4 separate regions of the Homo sapiens genome follow, and regions 2, 3 and 4 are each linked to region 1. The links are chromatin loops, found by intact Hi-C in ENCODE. Cell type or tissue: HCT116. All regions are shown on one strand.

Region 1 (5,000 bases):
CAAATCACCTGGGAATCTTGCTAAAGTGCGGATTCTGATGAGTAGGTCTACGCCCTGAGATTCTGCACATGTAACAAGCTCCCAGGTGAAGCCAGAGTGGCTGGCCCCTGAATCAGTTACTGAGCCCTCCCTTCCTTCCTGAGCTTCAACTTGCCAACGGCCTATTCCCTGCCTACCACCACTGAGGCCCCTGGGGCAGGAGCAAGACCTGTCCATGAGCAGTGGGCTTTGGCTGAGGGCAGAACTTCAGTGTGTGGAAGGAAAAACAAAAATGTTACAGGAAAAATGCCAGATCAACTTATTAATGGACAGGCAAACATACACTGAAGGCCAGAAGTGAACTGTCAATTATATAAAAATGTTTTGGAAAGGTTAAAAATAACTGTGAAAGCCAAGAGAGTCTTTTGTTGATTTCAGGTGTTTCAACAGTGCCTACGGATTTTACAGATGTCACGTTCCCTGTCATCCGCATGCTCTTTAGATCAGTGGTTCTTTAACTGCGATGCCCTTAACAGCCTCGTGGGGATCCTTTAAAACTCCCTATGTCCAGTCTAGCCTCAAACAATTAAATCAGACTCTAGGATTGGACCAGGCAGCCAGACTATTTTCATCCTGATTGTGCACAGCTGGGAGCCTCTGCTTTCTGTGGGATGTGTAAGCTCACATTGTGTAATGTCATATGAGGAGTACACTTAATAACAAAGGTTTTTTGTTTGTTTGTTTGTTTGTTTTGAGATGGAGTCTTGCTCTGTCTCCCAGGCTGGAGTGCAGTGGTGTGATCTCAGCTCACTACAACCTCCGCCTCCCGGGTTCAAGCAATTCTCTGCCTCAGCCTCCTGAGTAGCTGAGATTACAGGCGCCTGCCACCACACCCAGTTAATTTTTTGTATTTTTAGTGAGACGGGGTTTCACCATCTTGGCCAGGCTGGTCTTGAACTCCTGACCTCGTGATCCACCGGCCTCAGCCTCCCAAAGTGCTGGGATTACAGGCGTGAGCCACTGCACCCGGCCAATAACAAAGGTTTTCAAGAGTTGATTTTTTTTTTTTAGACGGAGTCTTGCTCTGTTGCCCAGGCTGGAGTGCAGTGGTGCAATCTCGGCTCACTGCAACCTCCACCTCCTGGGTTTAAGCGATTCTCCTGCCTCAGCCTCCTGAGTAGCTTGGGACTACAGGTGCCCACAACCATGCTAGGCTACTTTTTGTATTTTTAGTAGAGACAGGGTTTCACCATGTTGACCAGGCTGGTCACGAACTCCTGACCTCAGGTGATCTACCTGCCTCAGCCTCCCAGAGTGCTGGGATCACAGGCGTGAGCCACTGTGCTCGACCAGTTTTCAAGAGTTTTAAAGCACTTTCACATCTATTTTATCTTGTGAACTTTACAACAGGTTCATTTTACACTTTAGGAATCAGACCTGGATGAAAATTCTATGCCAGGCATCACCTAACACGAGGAACACGAGGAGTGGCCCCCTCACATCCTCTCATTGCCTGCAGGGGTAGCAGGCTATGGAACATTACCTCAGGTTGCCACCAGCCTCTGTCACTTCGTGGGATAACCCAAGTTGCAGGCTGGCCACAAAAGACTTGAGGTGAGCCAGCTCCAAGGCCTTCCAAATCTCCTCATCTGAGTAGTTGTTGAAAGGGTCGAGATTCATCCTCAGGCTTCCAGAGAACAGGATGGGGTCCTGCAAGTGAAAGGACAAGGGGGCTGTTGGGGCTCATGCCAGAAAAGGACCTCGGAGTTCCTCAGGACTGGGAGATGGTGGATAGGACTGGCCTGAGATGGATTCCTGAGGCAGGAAGCTGGTTTGTGGTTGAGCTTCCGCAAGGTTTTCCCTCCTAAGGCTCGGAGTGGCTACCAGCCAGGGGCTAGGCACAGGGTTAGAAGTCCTCGGTTTATTTTTTGTTTTTGAGGCTTTCACTCTGTTGCCCAGACTGGAGTGCAGTGGCACAAACACCGCTCACTGCAGCCTTGACATCCTTAGCTCAAGTGATGCTTCCACCTCAGCCTCCCGAGTAGCTGGGACCAGAGGCACGCACCACGATGCCTGGCTGATTTTTTAAATTTTTTGTAGAGATGGGTTCTTGCCATGTTGCCTAGGCTGATCTTGAACTCCTGGGCTCCAGTGATTCACCTGCCTCGGCCTCCCAAACCCATAATCGTGATTTCAAGGTAGAGGGATCAGAGGAGGGTAGAGGAAAGAATAGTACAGCTGCATGAGAAGAAGGTGTCACGCTTTTGAAGAGGCTGGAGAAAAGACTATCGAACTGAGCAAACACCAGACAGACCAAAACTACCCCCAGAGGAACTGGGCTGCAGTGGGCGGAGGAGGAAAGGTTCTCCTGAGGAGCCGCTGCGGGGAACGGAGAGGCCTCGCGGCAGTCCTTATCTGGCAGGATCCAGAGAGGAAGCCGAAGGGAAATCTTTCTTGCTGATGCACGAAGCGTTCCGCTTGCTGGCAGAAACCTGCAGCAAATTCCCTCCTCTATCTTTTAACCATAGCAAATGGGGAGTATAAAGCTTAATGGCTTCAAGCTTCAGCGGCAAAACTGCTAATGCTGATTGCAAAAGTCTTGCAAACCGTGATGGGCTATAGCAACGCTAAAGAATCGTCTGCTGTACTTGACTTCTGTTGTGTTGCTGCCACCTAGTGGTCAGATACAGGCAGCCACAAATGCATATTACCAAACATTTCAAAGTTCTGGAAATGACGTGTCCATCCTAGGGAACTAGCTCAAGTATCCCGAGTAGACCGTGGAATTGACAGTGCTGACTGAACAGACATCAAGAAGAAGCTGCATATGTTTCCTGTAAAACAAGCTGCTCCCCACGGCATGTGCCCGAGTAAGTTCTAGAGCTCACCTGGGGGATGATGGTCAGCTTCTCTCGGAGGTCGTGGAGCCCAATGGAAGCAATATCTACTCCATCAATGATAATCTGACCACCGGCAGCCTCTAAGATTCTGAAGAGGCAGTTTGTGAGGGATGACTTTCCAGCTCCTGTCCTGCCCACCACACCAATCTGCGAATATAGTTCCCTTACACATTAGTTCCACAAATAATTCTTGGGGAAAAGTTATTTAGCCTGGGCATTCACAGTCACAGGAGGTAAGAGGCAGTGACTGGCTACTCCATCTCTAAGATATTAAACTGATTTTGGTTTTGGTGAGGAAAAAAGTACCCAGATGTCAGAAAAAGATGCCAAAAATCATTGTTTGCTGAGAACTATAGTCACTGTTTGAAATGGACTCTCTTGGCAGCTGTTGTTATAATTATTATTGGAAATTATAGATAAAAACAAAATCCTTGTTTAGGCCAGGCGTGGTGGCTCATGCCTATAATCCCAGCACTTCGGGAGGCCAAGGCAGGCAGATCACCTGAGTTCAGGAGTTCAAGACCAGCCTGGTCAATATGGCAAAACCCCGTCTCTACTAAAAATACAAAAAAAATTAGCCAGACATGGTGGCGTGCACCTGTAGTCCCAGCTACTTGGGAGTCTGAGTCAGAAAAATCACTTGAACCCAGGAAGCAGAGGTTGCAGTGAGCCAAGATTGTGCCACTGCACTCCAGCCTGGGTGATAGAGTGAGACTCCATCTGAAAATAAATAAATAAATAAATAAAAATAAAGAAAAAAGAAAAATGCTTGTTTAGAAGTGAAGAAGGGAAAGATTAGGTCTGCCACCAGCTGAGAGCCAGACTCTGATCTGGACCTCAGCGTCCTTGCTCATCAGACCCCAAGTCCTCGGAGAACAACAGCACCTAAGGAGGGTGCCTGACTTTGAAGACTGGGAGGAGAACTGGGCCATTCTTCCTTCAGGGACAACCTCCACACTGCTATTCTCAACAGTTCCTTCACCAGGCCTGGCCGCCCCCTTGTTTCCTTCCTGACTTCCTCTCTGCATACTGTGGACCTTATAGGAAAGGGGCCCTGGTCAGCTGGCTAGGAGGCAGGGAGGAGCTGAGCAGAAGGCCCCGACAGCTGCGGTAAGTCTGTGTGATCCCTGGCTGCTATCCTTCCCTCTGATACTGTGTCCCCACACCTCCCCAGGGCAGAGGAAGTGCCCTGACCCTTTCCCTCCATCCAAATGATGAAGGCTTAGGGCCCAGCTGCTCTCCACTCTGTCCAATTGTTGTTTGATCACAAGGCCTCCCATCCAGGCCTTCCTTCACTCCACCTACCTTCTCCATGCTACCGATGTCACAAGTGATCCCTCTGAGGACCAGATCCAGCTCAGGTCGGTACCGCACTTGGTAGTTGTTAAACTGGATCTTGCCTTTGCTGGGCCAATCTGGCGGAGGCCTCTTATCAGTCACCCAGGGTGCCTGGCAAGGAGACAAGATGAGAAGTAAGTTTTATAAGGTGGCAACTCAGCCGAACAGTCCACCCAGGACTCGTGTCATAGAACAGGAGAAGGGTAGCAGTGTCCCAGCTACCTAATGGCCTCTGCATTTAATAGGCTGAACTAGACTTGCACTTTTGGAAAGTTCCTACCTTATTCAGTTAAAGAAAAATACACCATGAGCTTGTGCTGTAGATCTCCTCGGTATGTTGCAAGACCCGACATCCCCTAAACCATTTCCTATTCTAAGTTTGAAGAAATTAGGTCCTTTGAGTTAGAGGAAAGGAAACTTTAGGGACCCATTATGGGCCCATGTAAAATATGGAGAAATTCTAAAGATGCACTCTCGAAGGAGTTGCATGTTGTTTTTGCCTTGTTCCTGGATTTTTCCAGTTCCTCCTTACCTCATTTTCCACTTTTGTGTACTCAGTTATTCGCTCAACAGCCACAATGTTGGTCTCTATTTCTGATGTCATCCTCACCAGCCAGTTCAGGGTTTGTGTGATCTACAGAAAAACCAGAAGACTGAAAATCATCATAGGCACAGAAACCAACTCAACCACTCAAACCACAAGGACAATCCAGTGCCGACTTTGTACCCAGCACTGTGCTGGACTCTACAAGGGAGTAAGGAAAAGTGTAAGAAAGACAATCC
Region 2 (5,000 bases), 200 kb before region 1:
CCTTCACCAGAGGCTGAAATGAGAACATGCACATAAAGCCTTTAGTATGCAGGGGCCAAATCAACTCTCAAAAGGCAGATTAATTGGAGAAAAGCCATACCAATTTATTTTTATTTTATTTTATTATTATAATTATTATTGTTATTTTGAGAGGGGGTTTCGCTCTTGTTGCCCAGGCTGGAGTGCAATGGCATGATCTCGGCTCACCGCAACACCCGCCTCCCAGGTTTAAGTGATTCTCCTGCCTCAGCCTCTTGAGTAGCTGGGATTACAGGCATGTGCCACCATACCTGGCTAATTTTTGGTGGGTTTTTTTTAGTAGAAATGGGGTTTTTCCATGTTGGTCAGGCTGGTCTCGAACTTCTGACCTCAGGTGATCTGCCCACCTCGGCCTCCCAAAGTGCTGGGATTACAGGCATGAGCCACCATGCCCGGCCTGTTTTTTCTTTTTTTGTTTTGTGTGAGCATACCAATTTATTTAACGTGTATACACAGGAGCCTTCAGAATGAAGGCCCAAAGATACCGGGGAAATTGTCCACTTTTATGTGTAGGTTCAACAAAGTAGGTACAGCTAGGTAATAAATGCAACTGGACAAAAAAAGTATCAGCTAATGCTATGCACTGAGTGAAGAAATCTAGCAAGGCCTATCTTTCCAGATTCTTCTGGGCTCTCTGACCATGAATTTCTTCCTTCTGTGTGTGGGTCAGTACCCTCTCTGGAAAGAGGGACTCATGACCTATAGTCAAACAAGGTAGGGTCTTATGACCTACAGTCAAACAAGGGAGGTCAGATATGTCCTCCTCCTCCTCTCTTTCTTCTCCTCCTCCTTCTCCTTGACCTACAGTCAAACAAGATAGGTCAGATATCTCCTCCTCTTCCTTGTCCTCCTCCTCTTCCTCCTCTTCTTCTTTCATAGAGACAGGGAGTGTCTCTGTCCCTCAGGCTGTGCACTGGCGTGATTATGGCTCACTGCAGCCTCAGACTCAAGAGATCTTCTGCTTCATCTTTCCAAGTAGCTGGGACTACAGGCACATGCCGCCATGTCCAGCTAATTTTTTTTTTTTTTCGACAGAGTCTCGCTCTGCCACCCAGGCTGGAGTGCAGTGGCTCAATCTCGGCTCACTCCAACCACTGTCTTTTGGGTTCAAGCAATTCTCCTGCCTCAGCCTCCCAAGTAGCTGGGATTACAGGCATGTGCCACCATCTTCAGCTATTTTTTGTATTTTTAGTAGAGACAGGGGTTTGCCATGTTGGCCAGGCTGATCTTGAACTCCTGACCTCAGGTGATCTGCCCACCTCGGCCTCCCAAAGTGCTAGGATTACAGACGTGAGCCACCGCACCCGGCCATTTTTATTTTTATTTTTTGAGACTAGAGTCTTGCTCTGTTGCCCTGGCTGGAGTGAATGGCACATTCTCGGCTCACTGCAACCTCCGCCTCCCGGGTTCAAGTGATTCTCCTGCCTCAACCTCCCAAGTAGCTGGGACTACAGGCATGTGCCACCACGCCCAGCTAATTTTTGCATTTTTAGTAGAGACGGGTTTTCACCATGTTGGCCAGGCTGGTCTTGGACTCCTGACCTCAGGTGATCCACCCTCCTCGGCCTCCCAAAGTGCTGAGATTACAGGCGTGAGCCACTGCACCTGGCCTAATTTTTGTTATTTTTTGTAGAGACGGGTTCTCTGTGTAGCCCAGGCTGGAGGGCAGTGGTACAGTCATGGCTCACTGCAGCCTTGAACTCCTGAGTTCAAGAGATCCTCACACCTTGGCCTTCCAAAGCACTGGGATTACAGGCGTGAGCCACTGTGCTCCCTCCGCCTAGACTGTGATCGGCCTAAATCTGATGGTTTCTTTAAGACCAGTTTTTACAGAGAAGGCAGCGGGCTTGCATTCTTCTGTGCCACTGGCAAGGACTGCCACCAGAGGGCGCTCTACCATCCCTTCTGGTGCTCCCTGGGCCCTGATCTTGCTTTCCACTCATGCCGCAAAAAGCCAGCTACTCTTCAAGATTAAACTCTCCAGGGCTTTCTTTTATAGATAGGATGAGAAGCAAAGAACTTCTTTGATTTTACAGCCTGGATCTTTTCAGTTTTGGTTGTATTAAGATCTCAGAGCTAACAGAGCTCAGAGATCGTAGACACTAATCCTCAGATTTCTCAAATGAGGACAAAATAATGAGGCAGTCCTATTTAACAGACATCTACAGATCTCATTTCCTAAAAGTCAGCCTTTCCTAGGGCCGCCTCACTCCTGTACACAACCCTTAGTAGACCCTCCCACCACCTTTCCCTATTAACACAATGCAGTCCAGTCAAGCTTGTCTTTTACTATTTATTGAATAAGTACTATGTATGACATGATATGAGAGCTTTCCAGCATTATCTCATTTAACCTTCACAACAACCCTGTGAGGTAGATGCAAGTATCCCCATTTGTGGCTTAGAGAAGATAAAAGAAACTTGTGTAATATCACATAGCAAGTGGTGGGAGTCAGGATTCGAACCTATATCAGGCTCTCTGGCTCCCTTCTTAGCCAATGTGTTACAGAACTCATACTAAGTGTACAACCTGTGTTTGTAGCTCCTTATTGTAACACAAGGATCAGGAGAAAGAACTATGCTTTAAGTCCTTTGAGAATTTCCAGATAGTTTCTTCCTCCATCCCCTCCCCTAGTCCCATCTCCTAAATAATGTAAATTACTTCTGCTTACAGTTGCAGGAAACAGAGAGTAAATCTTTCATTGCAGCCTATGAGCTGATCTGGGGTCCTCTTTCCCTTTTTTCTTGTTATATCCTAAAATTGAATGACTGTTAAGCAGCTACATATATAAGTTTTGCATTACCAGCAAGTCTGTTCAACGCCAAATTCAAACAACTGCACGTCCTCTTGAGTAACACACTCAATTTCAAAGGATTTTGCCCCCCTTTTCACATATTCTTTAAATAAATTAACATAACCCATCATTATGTCAAATATACTCAGAGGAGAAAAGATGTCTGTCATTTGGATACAATTTCCAGACACAGTAACAACTAAAAACCCATTTATTGATCACAAAGGAGTCTATCTCCCTTCCCAGTCTAAAGCAGATATCCATCTGTCTGGGAAAGAAAAAAGGAAAAAAATATTGCCCAGGTGTGGTGGTTCACACCTGTAATCCCAGCACTTCAGGAGGCTGAGGCAGGCGGATCACTTGAGGTCAGGAATTCGAGACCAGCCTGGCCAACATGGCGAAGCCCTGTCTCTACTCAAAATACAAAAATTAGCCAAGTGTGGTAGCTCATGCCTGTAATCCCAGCTCCTTGGGAGGCTGAGGCAAGAGAATTGCTTGAACCCAGGGGGCGGAGGTTGCAGTGAGCCGAGATTGTGCCGCTGCACTCCAGCCTGGGTGACAGAGCAAGACTCCATCTCAAAAAAAAAAAAAAAGATTGTTTACTACAGAGTTTCCAGCTTTAAAATGTCTCAGCTGGGTGCGGTGACTCATACCTGTAATCTCAGCACTTTGGAAGGCTGAGGCTGGCAGATCACTTGAGCCCAGGGGTTTGAGACCAGCCTGGGCAACATGGCGAAATCATATCTCTACAAAACAGTTCAAAAATTAGCCGGGCATGGTGTCATGCACATGTAGTGCCAGCTACTTGGGAGGCTGAGGTGGGAGGATCACTTGAACCCAGGAGATGGAGCCTGCAGTGAACCGTGATTGCACCACTGCACTCCAGCCTGGATGACAGAGTAAGACCTTATCTCAAAATAAAAATAAAATGAAATAAAATATCTTCCGGGGCCCAGTGTTTTCTTTGCTTTTCCCCAAGGCCTTCCACATGTCACCACTCCTTTCCTTTTCCTCTGTCCTTGCCTCATTTTCTTGTCTCTCTTCTCTCTCATTTTTTTCTGTCTAGATTCCTATGTTACTAAATAGGAATTGGTAAATAATACAGCACAGTTGGCTCTGATTCTCCCCTTCCCTCCTGGAGGAACTAGCAGAAAAACTGGCTATCAATTTTTGCGGAAGGGGCAGGAAATAACCCTACAGAGAGGCCTCTTAGTCAGTGACATGTTTTTTAACTCCCAGCTGGCTTCAGGGGCTCAAGCTGTTCCAAGGGTGGGAAAGCCCAGGCCTGCCCCAGAGGAGTGTGGTTAGGACACTGTGCCACTCCCTCTCCTTCCTCTTCAGCCTGGGATAGTTCTACGGCTCTTCCACACCCAGAATGTCCCACATTTGTCAGTGAAAAGTATCTTTCCATCTGCGTGCTGTGGCCAGAAGAGAGGTTGCAATGTAGTGCTTGAAAGGATGCATTAACACACATGGAAATTTCCAGTTTAAGAATCCAAGCAGGATGTGGTGGCATGTGCCTGTAATCCCAGCTACTCAGGAGGCTGAGAGGCTGAGGCAGGGGGATCTTGAACCCAGGAGTTTGAGTCCAGCCTGGACAACATAACAAGACCCCATCTCTAAAATTAAAAAAAAAAAGAAAAGTAAAATAAATCCCCAAGTCCATACCAACACTCTTTATCATCTCTACTATCTTTGAAGTCAAACAAGTAGGCAGAAGGTTTAGTTCTGAAGCATGGTGACACTTACTGGCATGCCTGAGCATGGCACCTGTGAGTCACCCAGGCAGCATAAAGAAGATTGTTACAGCACCGTCAATCATGGCTCTTGTCCTAAGTGGCAGTATTGGTGAAATCATATTTGATGTGTAGATATATTTTTCTTTCTTTTCTTTACTTTTTTTTTTCTTTTTGAGATGGAATCTCACTCTGTCACCCAGGCTGGAGTGCAGTGGCGTGATCTTGGCTCTCTGTAACCTCTGCCTGCTGAGTTCAAGCAGTTCTCCTGCCTCAGCCTCCCGAGTAGCTGGAACTATAGGCATGTGCCACCAGCCCAGCTAATTTTTGTATTTTCAGTAGAGACGGGGTTTCACCATGTTGGCCAGGCTGGTCTCTAACTCCTGATCTCAAGTGATCTGCCCGCCTCAGCCTCCTAAAGTGCAAGGAT
Region 3 (5,000 bases), 590 kb before region 1:
AAAAATACAAAAATTAGCCAGGCATGGTGGTGCGCACATGTAGTCCCAGCTACTTGGGAGGCTGAGGCAAGACAATCGCTTGAACTCGGGAGGTGAAGGTTGCAGTGAGCCAAGATGGTGCCACTGTACTCCAGCCTGGTGACAGAGTGAGACTCCGTCTCAAAAAAAAAAAAAAAAAAAAAAAAAAAGAGTTGAGTATATTTCCTTCCAAATACTTTTCTATTCTTTTGCTGTTTATGTACTTTTCTATCACTTTGCTGTCTGCATTTTCTTGCAATTTTCTTTTTCCATGTATATATTTTCCAACATACAACAATATATTGGGCACCATCTTTAAGGACTAATATAGTCTGATAGTGTTATTATTTATTACAATTACCAAGTGGATAATTATCTCAGGAAGGAAACAAACTGGTTCTAGTTGCTTTGAAAATAAACATTTATGGCTGGGCGCGGTGGCTCAACGCCTATAATCCCAGCACTTTGTGGGGCAGAGCCAGGCAGATCACCTGAGGTTGGGAGTTCGAGATCAGCCTGACCAACATGGAGAAACCCTGTCTCTACTAAAAACTACAAAATTAAGGGGGCGTGGTGGTGCATGCCTGTAATCCCCGCTACTCGGGAGGCTGAGGCAGGATAATTGCTTAAACTCGGGAGGCGGAGGTTGCGGTGATCCGAGATCATGCCATTGCGCTCCAGCCTGCACAGCAGGAGCAAAACTCCATCTCAAAATAAATAAATAAATAAATAAATAAATAAATAAATAAATAAATAAAACATTTATTTATTAATTTTTTTAAAAAAATCTTAGAGATGGAGTCTCACTATGTTGGTCAGATTGGTCTTAAACTCCTGGCCTCAAGTGATCTTCCCACCTTGGCCTCCCAATGTTCTGGGATTACAAGCATGAGCCACCATGCCTGGCTGGAAAATAAACATCTAAATAGTGTAAAGAGCCATCACAAAATAATTGATGGTATTTGTCTATAGATGGAAAGGTCATGGCACTCAGGACCACTAAGCGAAGACCTCCTCAATGAACTCTAGGCTGCTTTGCTTTAAGAAAATTCTGGCTGGCTGGGCACAGTGGCTCATGCCTGTAATCCCAGCACTTTGGGAGGCCAAGGTGGGTGGATCACTTGAGGTCAGGAGTTCGAGACCAGCCTGGCCAACATGATGAAACCCGTCTCTACTAAAAATACAAAAAAATTAGCTGGGCATCGTGGTGGGCGCCTGTAATCCCAGCTACTCAGGAGGCTGAAGCAGGAGAATCGCTTGAACCCAGGAGGCAGAGTTTGCGGTGACCAGAAATGGAGCCACTGCACTCCAGCCTGGGCGACAGAATGAGACTCTGTCTCAAAAAAAAAAAAAAAAAAAAAAAAGAAGTTGTATTCACAGAGTCCTGAGAGGACTAGGACTGGTTTCCCCTTAAAATATTTTTTCGCTTCTAAATCTTAGATAAACAACACACTGATGATCTTCTGAAAAAGCTTTTTAAAAAGACAGATGACTGCGCTCCTCTCAAAATTTATGAATCAGAGTTTCTTGGGATAAAATCTGGGAATCTGTATCTTTAAAAATGTTCTCCTGGTGATTCTGCCAGTCAGCCAGATTTGGGAACTACTGGATAAATTCCTTGGACTAGGAGATAACTTTCCTAATTGCAATGGATCAGATTTGGGGTGCTAGGGAAGCCCTATCTGGCAGAAGTAGCCCACCAGCTTTCTTCCTAACATCTCCTTTCCCTACTTCCCTGGCGCCCTCCCCTACACCTTCTAATTCTTGCTGTCACCCTCTTTCCTACCCTAAACTGGCCCTAAAATGACACTTAGAACAGCAGCGCCACATTGTGGAGAGAAACAATATAGTGCTCCAAAAGGCACAGAACACTGTCCTCGCAGATCACCGAGCCTGCAGTTACCGATTTGTCCTGCAGGGGGCATAACTTCCTTACTTTTTAAGTGAGGACAGGTTCTCGCCCCATAAAACCTGGTAAAACCTGGGTGATCTCAGAAAACATCCCTGGAGAAGGCACGGGATGGAGCATCTGTGCCAGATTAGAAATCAAAAACCTCCACTTCGTGAAACTAGAATAAACCGACTAAGTGCATGGACATGAGCAAGCCTTCTGCTGAGGTTAGAAGCCAAGCTCTATGACAGTCTTGGTCAGGGTAAAACTATGGCGGTCTCCAAGTCACTGTGTGACTTGATAAACACACGTCTATCTGGGGTACAAGGCACTGTCAGATATCTCTTGGAAAGTGTTCTGTTTTATATGGTACCCATGAGTCTGGCATTAATCAATAGATCTGATCTCTTTAATAAGGATATTTATACCCAATGACACATCGGTTTATGTTGGTGGAGCAGGGTTGGATCGCTGTAGTAGTGTTCTGAGTATGCACCTTTGGATTTGTTCCCACCTGGTGAAGTCTCTCTCTCTGTCTCTCTCTCTCTCACACACACACACAAGCATTCACACACAGGCTCTTCTGATATTTGTAACTAGACACATCTTTTTCAATGGCATGTTTGATGATCCAGCCAAATTAATATGGCTAGAAAAAAAAAGATATATTTACACAAATTTACCAATCTATCTGGTTGCCTGGTTGCTTTCCCTTCATATTAATAGCTGCCCTCAGGCTCCAGATGAAACAAGAATGTACACCTTGGTAGATTTGTGTAAGATTTCCTGGCAGATGATTGTGTGGCTTTCTTTTCTTTTCTTTTTTTTTTTTGAGACAGAATTTCACTCTTGTCACCCAGGCTGGAGTTCAATGATGCGATCTTGGCTCACGGCAACCCCGACTCCCGGGTTCAAGTTCAAGTGATTCTCCTGTCTCAGCCCCCCAAGTAGCTGAGATTACAGGTGCCTGCCACCACACTCGGCTAATTTTTGTATTTTTTAGTAGAGACGGGGGTTTCACCATGTTGGCCAGGCTGGTCTTGAACTCCTGGCCTCAGATAATCCACCCCCTTCAGCCTCCCAAAGTGTTGGGATTACAGGCGTGAGCCACTGCGCCTGGCCTATTTCTCTACTTTGACTCTTCTAGCTGCTTGGTTTTCTGAACTCCTGAGTTACACTGGCAGCCAGAGCCCTGTGGTTTACTGTTAATGTTTTTCTTGTTGTCTTGTTTTTTCTGATATGTTTGCTATCTCCCTAACTAGACTGTGAGCTCTTTGACTGCAAGCTCTAAGCCCAGATCACACCTATCCCTTGAACACTCACCACACACATTGTTGGGTGTGTGTTATGTCCTCAATACAAATGTTTAGGTTGTTAGTTTGAATAATGAGGAAAGGTGTTTTAAAAGACTGAGAAGCGGGCTGGGTGCGGTGGCTCACACCTATAATCCCAGCACTTTGGGAAGCCAAGGCAGGAGGACTGCTTGAGTCTAGGAGTTCAGACCAGCCTGGGCAACATAGGGAGACCCCTGTCTCTTTAAAATAATAATTAATAAACAAAAGAGTGAGAAGTAAAGGAGAACCAGGAGAGAGAAAGGAATAAAACATAACGTTTCTAAAAGATTGACTTAAATGACCAATGAAAGGAAGTAACTGATAAAAGACAAAAGAGAGTGACATGAAAGGAGGATATTAGGGTTCTAGCTTTTTCACAAAATGGAAATGCTATTGTGGGCAATGATAATTTCTGAGGAGATGTTCATGGTCAAAGAAATAAGATTTCCCCCTTGGGAGACTGAGGTAGGTGGATCACCTGAGGTCAGGAGTTCAAGACCAGCCTGGTCAACATGGTGAAACCCCGTCTCTACTAAAAATAAAAAATAAAAAAAATTATCCGGGTGTGGTGGCTCACATCTGTAGTCCCAGCTACTCAGGAGGCTGAGGCAGGAGATTCATTTGAGCCCAGGAGGTGAGCTGAGATTGCGCCACTGCACTCCAACCTGGGCGACAGAGCCAGACTATGTCTCAAAAATAAATACACAGGCCGGGCATGGTGGCTCACTCCTGTAATCCCAGCACTTTGGGAGGCCGGGTGGGGGGGGGGGGGGCGGGTGCGGATCACAAGGTCGGAAGTTCAAGACCAGCCTGGCCAATATGGTGAAACCCCGTCTCTACTAAAAATACAAAATCAGCTGGGCGTGGTGGCGGGCACCTATAGTCCCAGCTACTCGGGAGGCTGAGGCAGGAGAATTACTTGAACCCAGGAGGCAGAGGTCAGTGAGCCGAGATTACGCCACTGCACTCCAGCATGGGCGACAGGGTGAGACTCCATCTCAAAAAAATAAAATAAAATAAAATATAAATAAATACATAAAATAAAATACGATTTCCTTACCAATTTAAGGAAAATGAGTGGAATGTGAGGTACTCTGTGAAAGAAAGTTGTAATTTTGGAATAAGTTCAAAAGAATGAATGAGTACACAGATTTAGTATATAGGCCAAGCTTAAAACTCTCCCTGAATGTGACAATCAAATATTGCATAACCAAACTCTTTTAAATCTTCTTTTATTGCTCTGTAGAGTTGAACCAGTTTATGTATCCACTAAAATCTCAAGGAATTGTTCTTTAGCTTTAGATTCTCAGGTACAATGAATAGAAGAGGACTTCCTGCTATTATTTATTAATTTTATTTTACTTTATTTTATTTTTTGAGACACAGTCTCATTCTGTCACCCAGGCTGGAGTGCAATGGTGCAGTCTCTGCTCACTGCAGCCCCCATGTCTTGGGCTCAAGTGATCCTTCCATCTCAGCCTCCCGAGTAGCTGGGACTACAGACACTCACAACTACGCCCTACTAATTTTGTTTATTTTTTGTAGAGATAATGTCTCACTATGTTGCCCAGGCTGATCTCAAACTCCTGGACTCAAGCTATTCCCCTACCTCAGCCTCCCAAAGTACTGGGATTACAGATGTGAGCCACCATGCCTGGCTATTTCTTATTTTTAATTTGCTTTTTAATTGCACATATATTCGATAGAATACATCTAGAGTGTTTTAAAACAAAAGTCACAATCTTAGCTCACTCAAG
Region 4 (5,000 bases), 490 kb before region 1:
GCTCACAGATTTCTAAGAGAAACAGGACAAAGCACAATAGCAAACTGGGCAGGCTAGCATCTGATGAAGGCAGAGTGTAAACATACTATATTAAACAGGGTCGGAGTTCAGGGAAGAGAGAGGGGCGCCCTTCCTAAGAGGTGCCCCTAGAATCGGGTAGGGGAAGAGAATGGGCTGGTGACAGAGTCATTTAGTGTTTTTTTAAAATTTATTTTTATTTATTTAAGCATCTATTTATGTGCACTGTGCTAGGTGCTTTGATAATCTACTAATATTTACCCACATATTTACCTGTATTTTGCAAGGCTCAGAAAAGTTGTACCAGCCTGGGAGCACTGAGGTGGGGGATGTGATGGGGATTTGTCTGTACCTAACATCTGCTAGGTGCGTACTAGGTACTTCATATGTTTTGTCTAGTAACTCATTCTTTCCAGCCACAGAACAAACATGCTGAGCAGAAAGTCAGAAGGACACTTGCTGGGCGCTGCTTCTCCCCTGCCCTGCCACCACTCACCACTTCCCCCGTGATCACATTCCCTGCTGCATAAACCCTAGTACCTAGGAGGCCTGGCCTCTGGGCAAGTTACATTCTGGAAGGCTCCCCAGGTCGGCTAAAAGCTTGATCTTTCTACTCCAGCCCCCAACTCCACCTTTCTTCCCCATCTCTCCCTACCCAAGAGAGAAAGGGAAAATCCCATGCTAGCCCTCAGCTTTACCTTCAGCATCTAAGGTGTAAATTAATGTAATCAAGGTGAATTTCCATGCTGTTATTCTGCTCCTCCCACACCCGGGGTTGGCTGGATTCCCTTTTAAAGGCCAGAGTTATTCCCTTCTCATGTCCTAAGGGACTCTGGATTTGCAATGTCATCTGGCCCAGATACGTTCTTGCAGAATATTTGGTGTCCCCATGTCCTCCTTTCAGGCAGCAGCCCAGAAAGCCAACTACCTTTATCCCATCCTTCCTAAGCCTGCAGTTGAGGACCAGCCAGGGAGATGGAGGAGCGAAGCCTGGAGCCCCAGGCACTGCAGGCCCCTCAGCCCTACCTCAGTTCCTGCAGCCTCAACAGCACTGAGAACCCCAAAGGGGGCTGTGGACCCTGTTGTTCCCAAGAACACGCCAAGAACCCATCATTCTTTCCCTCTAACATTCACTTTACCAAACCTCTGCTTTCCCCAGCCAAGTGTCAATGTCTTTTTTCTGATCCCCAAGAGCTGCTTGGCTCTCTGAGCCACCTGGCAAAGCTATGGCTGCCTATCGCATAGTTCAGGGAGGTCTATGAGGCTCAGCTGAGTCTGGGACCTCACCACCAACTCTGGCACCAGAGGATAGATGGTCACTTGAGAAACAGGGACCCCAGGAAAGGGATGGGGCCTGGTGCTGGCCAGCTAGCTTCCAGCCAGGGCAGGCTGACACCTGGGATCCGGGCTGAAGCCACCATTCAGGTAATACCATTACCTCCTTCATGTTTTAGGGCTTCTAAGCAAGAAGCAGCCAAAGGCAGAGGAATGGAAATGTAGGGCTTGCTTGGGAGGGTGAGTGTGCCTGAACGCTTCCAGGAGCAGGCACAGAGTCTCATCCAGGGCATGGGAGGAGCCATGATGGAGGGTGGGGTCATGGGGAGAAGGAAATGAAATTGGGAAGTGAAATCAGCACATGAGGTGAGAGATGAAGGTTCAGTTGTCTCCCTGAGAGGTGGAGAGCAGATGTGGCACTTGATAGAAACCCCGGAGGGCTGAGGCTGTCATTTCTCCAAAGGAAGGCATGGAGGCAGTGCGAATGGGCCTCAGAGACCGCAGACTACAGGTAGGGCGGCTGACCAAGATGTTCACCTGGGTCATACTGCCCCAGGCCTGCTCCCACCTAGAGCAGCCTCACCAGTAGCTAAGTGTGGCAGGGATGTGAAGGCAAGCCCATTCTTGGGGGACACAGAACTCCCGATGGCCTGTTGTGGCTCCCAGAAGGTTTCACTGAACCTCTCTTTGACTATGCCACAGCTGCCCTCCCAATCTTCCTACCCTATCTCCTTCACTCAGGCAGGACTTTCCTCACTCTCTGACAGCGCTGTCAGCCTCACTCAGCTCCCTGTTTTCTCTCATAGATGTTTCCCCCATGAAAAACCACACATAGTTGCCCAGCCTTAGTGTCTGCTTCTCAGAGGAGCCAGTTTAATAGGGGCCATTACTAGACCTCTAGAATGATAAAGCCCTATGGGTTTAGGACCTGTTAGCCGGCCCAGATCTGAACCTGCAGAGTTATCCAGAGGGAAAAAAAAAAAAGGTAAGGTATAGGAAGAAGCTGTGGAGAAAAGTGGTCTCTAGATTGAGGCCCCTCTGAAGGCTCAGCCCCTCCAAACTGGATTATCTGCTCTTCTACATCCAGAAAAGAGCAGGCTCTCCATATTGACATATATGGGGCCAGGGTCCTGCTGCCACCCAGTGGCCCTGGTAGGTAAAGCACCTTTGTGGCCTCCCACTGGGTCCTTTGATTCCGCTGGTGAAGGTAGGAGTGAAGAATTTGTTCTGCTGGTTGGGGTTCTCTCCCTCTCTCATTTACAGCATAAATTACAAAAATCCTGACTTCCAAACTTAATTCCCAAACTTTCCTCCTTTAAAATTAAAACCATAGTCGGCTGAGCACTGTGGCCCACCCCTGTAATCCTAGCACTTTGGGAGGCCGAGGTGGGTGGATCACCTGAGGTCAGGAGTTCGAGACAAGCCTGGCCAACATGGCGAAACCTCGTCTCTACTAAAAATACAAAAATTAGCCAGGCATGGTGGCGAGCGCCTATAATCCCAGCTACTCGGGAGGCTGAGGCAGGAGAATCGCTTGAACCCGGGAGGCGGAGGTTGCAGTGGGCCGAGATTGTGCCACTTCACCCCAGCCTGGGCAAAAGAGCAAAACTCTGTCTAAAAAAAAAAAAAGCACCATAGTCACACACATCTGTGAATGTACTACAACCATTGAATTGTCTGTTTTAAGTGGGTGAATTTTATGGCACGTGACTCTATCTCAATAAAGCTGTTTTAAAATCAGCACCATAAGAAGAAGTGGGTGAGGCTTTTAGTACGTGAAGATGAGGATGGTTGTTTCCGTTTCTTAGGATATCCCCAAACCGATATGAAAGAAGGTCACACAGTAGGTACTCAACAGATCTTTAATAAATTACTAGTGTTGTTAAATGGAGCCAGTTTTTTTTTCTTTTTTTTTTTTGTAATTCCTTTTTTTTTTTTTTGAGCCACTTTTTTCATTGCCTCACCACTTACCCTTGAAGCTGTACACCTTCATTCCCCCAAATCTGTAGGCATCAAAAGCCTTCTTACTTTCCAAGGTCACCTGAGATCTTCTAGTCTAAACATCCAAAAGCTTTTCATTGATCAGAACCCTCCTTGAACTTTTTTATTTTTTTGAGATGGAGTTTTACTCTTGTTGCCCAGGCTGGAGTACAATGGCACAATCTCAGCTCACCACAACCTCCGCCTCCTGGGTTCAAGCTATTCTTCTGCCTCAGCCTCCTGACTAGCTGGGATTACAGGCGTGCGCCACCACACCTGGCTGATTTTGTATTTTTAGTAGAGACGGGATTACTCCATGTTGGTCAGGCTGGTCTCGAACTCCCAAAGGTGATCCGGCCCACCTCGGGCTCCCAAAGTGCTGGGATTACAGGTGTGAGCCACCGCGCCTGGGCCCAAAAAGGATCTCTTTAAAGACATGGGGCCAGGTGCGGTGGCTCATGCCTGTAATCCAAGCACTTTGGGAGACTGAGGCGGGAGGATCACTTGAGGCCAGGAGTTTGAGACCAGCCTGGGCAACATGTCGCTACAAAAAATACAAAAATTAGCCAGGTGTGGTGGTATGCCCTGTAGTCGTAGCTATCTGGGAGGCTGAGACAGGAGGATTGCTTAAGCCTGGGATGTTGAGGTTGCAGTGAGCTGCAATTGCACCTCTACACTCCAGCCTGGGCAACAGAGTGGGACTCTGTCTCAAAAAACAAACAAAAAACAAATTTTACTATTTTTCCCACACAGATGACTAGCGGGATATTGATGAAGCTTAAGGTCTCATGCCCAGGATGCTTTCTTATAGGTACGTGATTCCCAATGTCTTCCATTAAGAATCATTGTCATAGTGAGCCATGGTTATTTATGGACTGTGTCCTATGGTTTACACTTACTGAGGTGGAAACGGTTAAGAATCAGTATGTAGTATACAGAAGGTGGTTTGAAGCTTGCCTCTCCCTGTAGAACTTGGAATGTGAATTACCCCAAGATTCTTTTTTTTTTTTTTTTTTTTTTGAGACGGAGTCTCGCTCTGTCACCCAGGCTGGAGTGAGTGGCACAATCTTGGCTCACTGCAAGCTCCGCCTCCCGGGTTCACGCCATTCTCCTGCCTCAGCCTTCTGAGTTGCTGGGACTACAGGCGCCTGCCACCATGCCCGGCTAATTTTTTGCATTTTTAGTAGAGGCAGGGTTTCACCATGTTAGCCAGGATGGTCTCGATCTCCTGACCTTGTGATCTGCCTGCTTCGGCCTCCCAAAGTGCTGGGATTACAGGCGTGAGCCACCGCGCCCGGCCAACCAAGATTCTTTTGTCTGGAATATGGAAGGCAACTTTCCCCAGGGGTTCCTTCAGGAGAACTTACAAGGTCATGGGCCACAAGTTTCCTTCCCATAGACTTTGCTATTTCTGGCTCTTCATTGGAGTGCAGTAGATCTGGGGGTCACTGAAGAAGCTTGTTGGGATGGGCATACTGTGAAAAGGGAGCTCACTGGTGGCAGAAATGGGGTAATCTTCACCCCAGTGTCTACACTTGGACGGCATATTACCAAAAACCACATCCCAGTGAAGCCATGGGACCAATTCGCCAAGTGGGTTAAAAAGCTTCCTGATGAAGCTGAGCGTGGTGGCTCACGCCTGTAATCCCAGGACTCTGGGAGGCCGAGGCCGGCGGATCACAAGGTCAGGAGATCAAGACCATCCTGGCTAACAGGGTGAAACCCCG

What was found. Hi-C counts contacts between places; a loop is a spot of excess contacts. Peaks named below come from ENCODE experiments on the same cell type or tissue, not always from the same donor. Only the 100,000 strongest peaks of a DNase experiment are listed, where the experiment ranks them.
Region 2: a loop joins it to region 1, with 10 times the contacts of the local background. A loop is called at or near these places in 102 of 110 quality-filtered maps.
Region 3: it touches region 1 in a loop (3-fold over the local background); 9 of 110 quality-filtered maps call a loop at or near these places.
Region 4: a loop joins it to region 1, with 5 times the contacts of the local background. A loop is called at or near these places in 6 of 110 quality-filtered maps.

Annotation. Positions count from the first base shown.
Region 1 is chr10:99,843,650-99,848,649 of GRCh38, reverse strand. It overlaps ABCC2 (ATP binding cassette subfamily C member 2), which reads right to left. Exons shown (of 32, transcript NM_000392.5): 27 at 4,750-4,851; 28 at 4,185-4,328; 29 at 2,868-3,026; 30 at 1,523-1,689. Among named protein-coding and RNA genes, the nearest start is that of ABCC2, 64 kb to the right of the region's middle. In HCT116, a CTCF peak has its summit at 2,653 (motif pointing left); a DNase peak (open chromatin) is centred at 2,699; H3K27ac peaks cover 1,139 bases.
Region 2 is chr10:100,043,141-100,048,140 of GRCh38, reverse strand. All of the region lies in intron 8 of CPN1 (carboxypeptidase N subunit 1), which reads left to right. Among named protein-coding and RNA genes, the nearest start is that of DNMBP, 36 kb to the right of the region's middle. RefSeq lists an enhancer at 2,959-3,785. In HCT116, CTCF peaks have their summits at 1,923 (motif pointing right) and 4,517; DNase peaks (open chromatin) are centred at 1,920, 3,500, 4,294 and 4,590; H3K4me3 peaks cover 796 bases; H3K27ac peaks cover 2,911 bases.
Region 3 is chr10:100,430,859-100,435,858 of GRCh38, reverse strand. No RefSeq gene overlaps it. Among named protein-coding and RNA genes, the nearest start is that of WNT8B, 30 kb to the left of the region's middle. In HCT116, a CTCF peak has its summit at 1,893 (motif pointing right); a DNase peak (open chromatin) is centred at 1,888.
Region 4 is chr10:100,336,065-100,341,064 of GRCh38, reverse strand. No RefSeq gene overlaps it. Among named protein-coding and RNA genes, the nearest start is that of PKD2L1, 8.3 kb to the right of the region's middle. RefSeq lists an enhancer at 1,580-1,649. In HCT116, a CTCF peak has its summit at 2,430 (motif pointing left); a DNase peak (open chromatin) is centred at 2,414.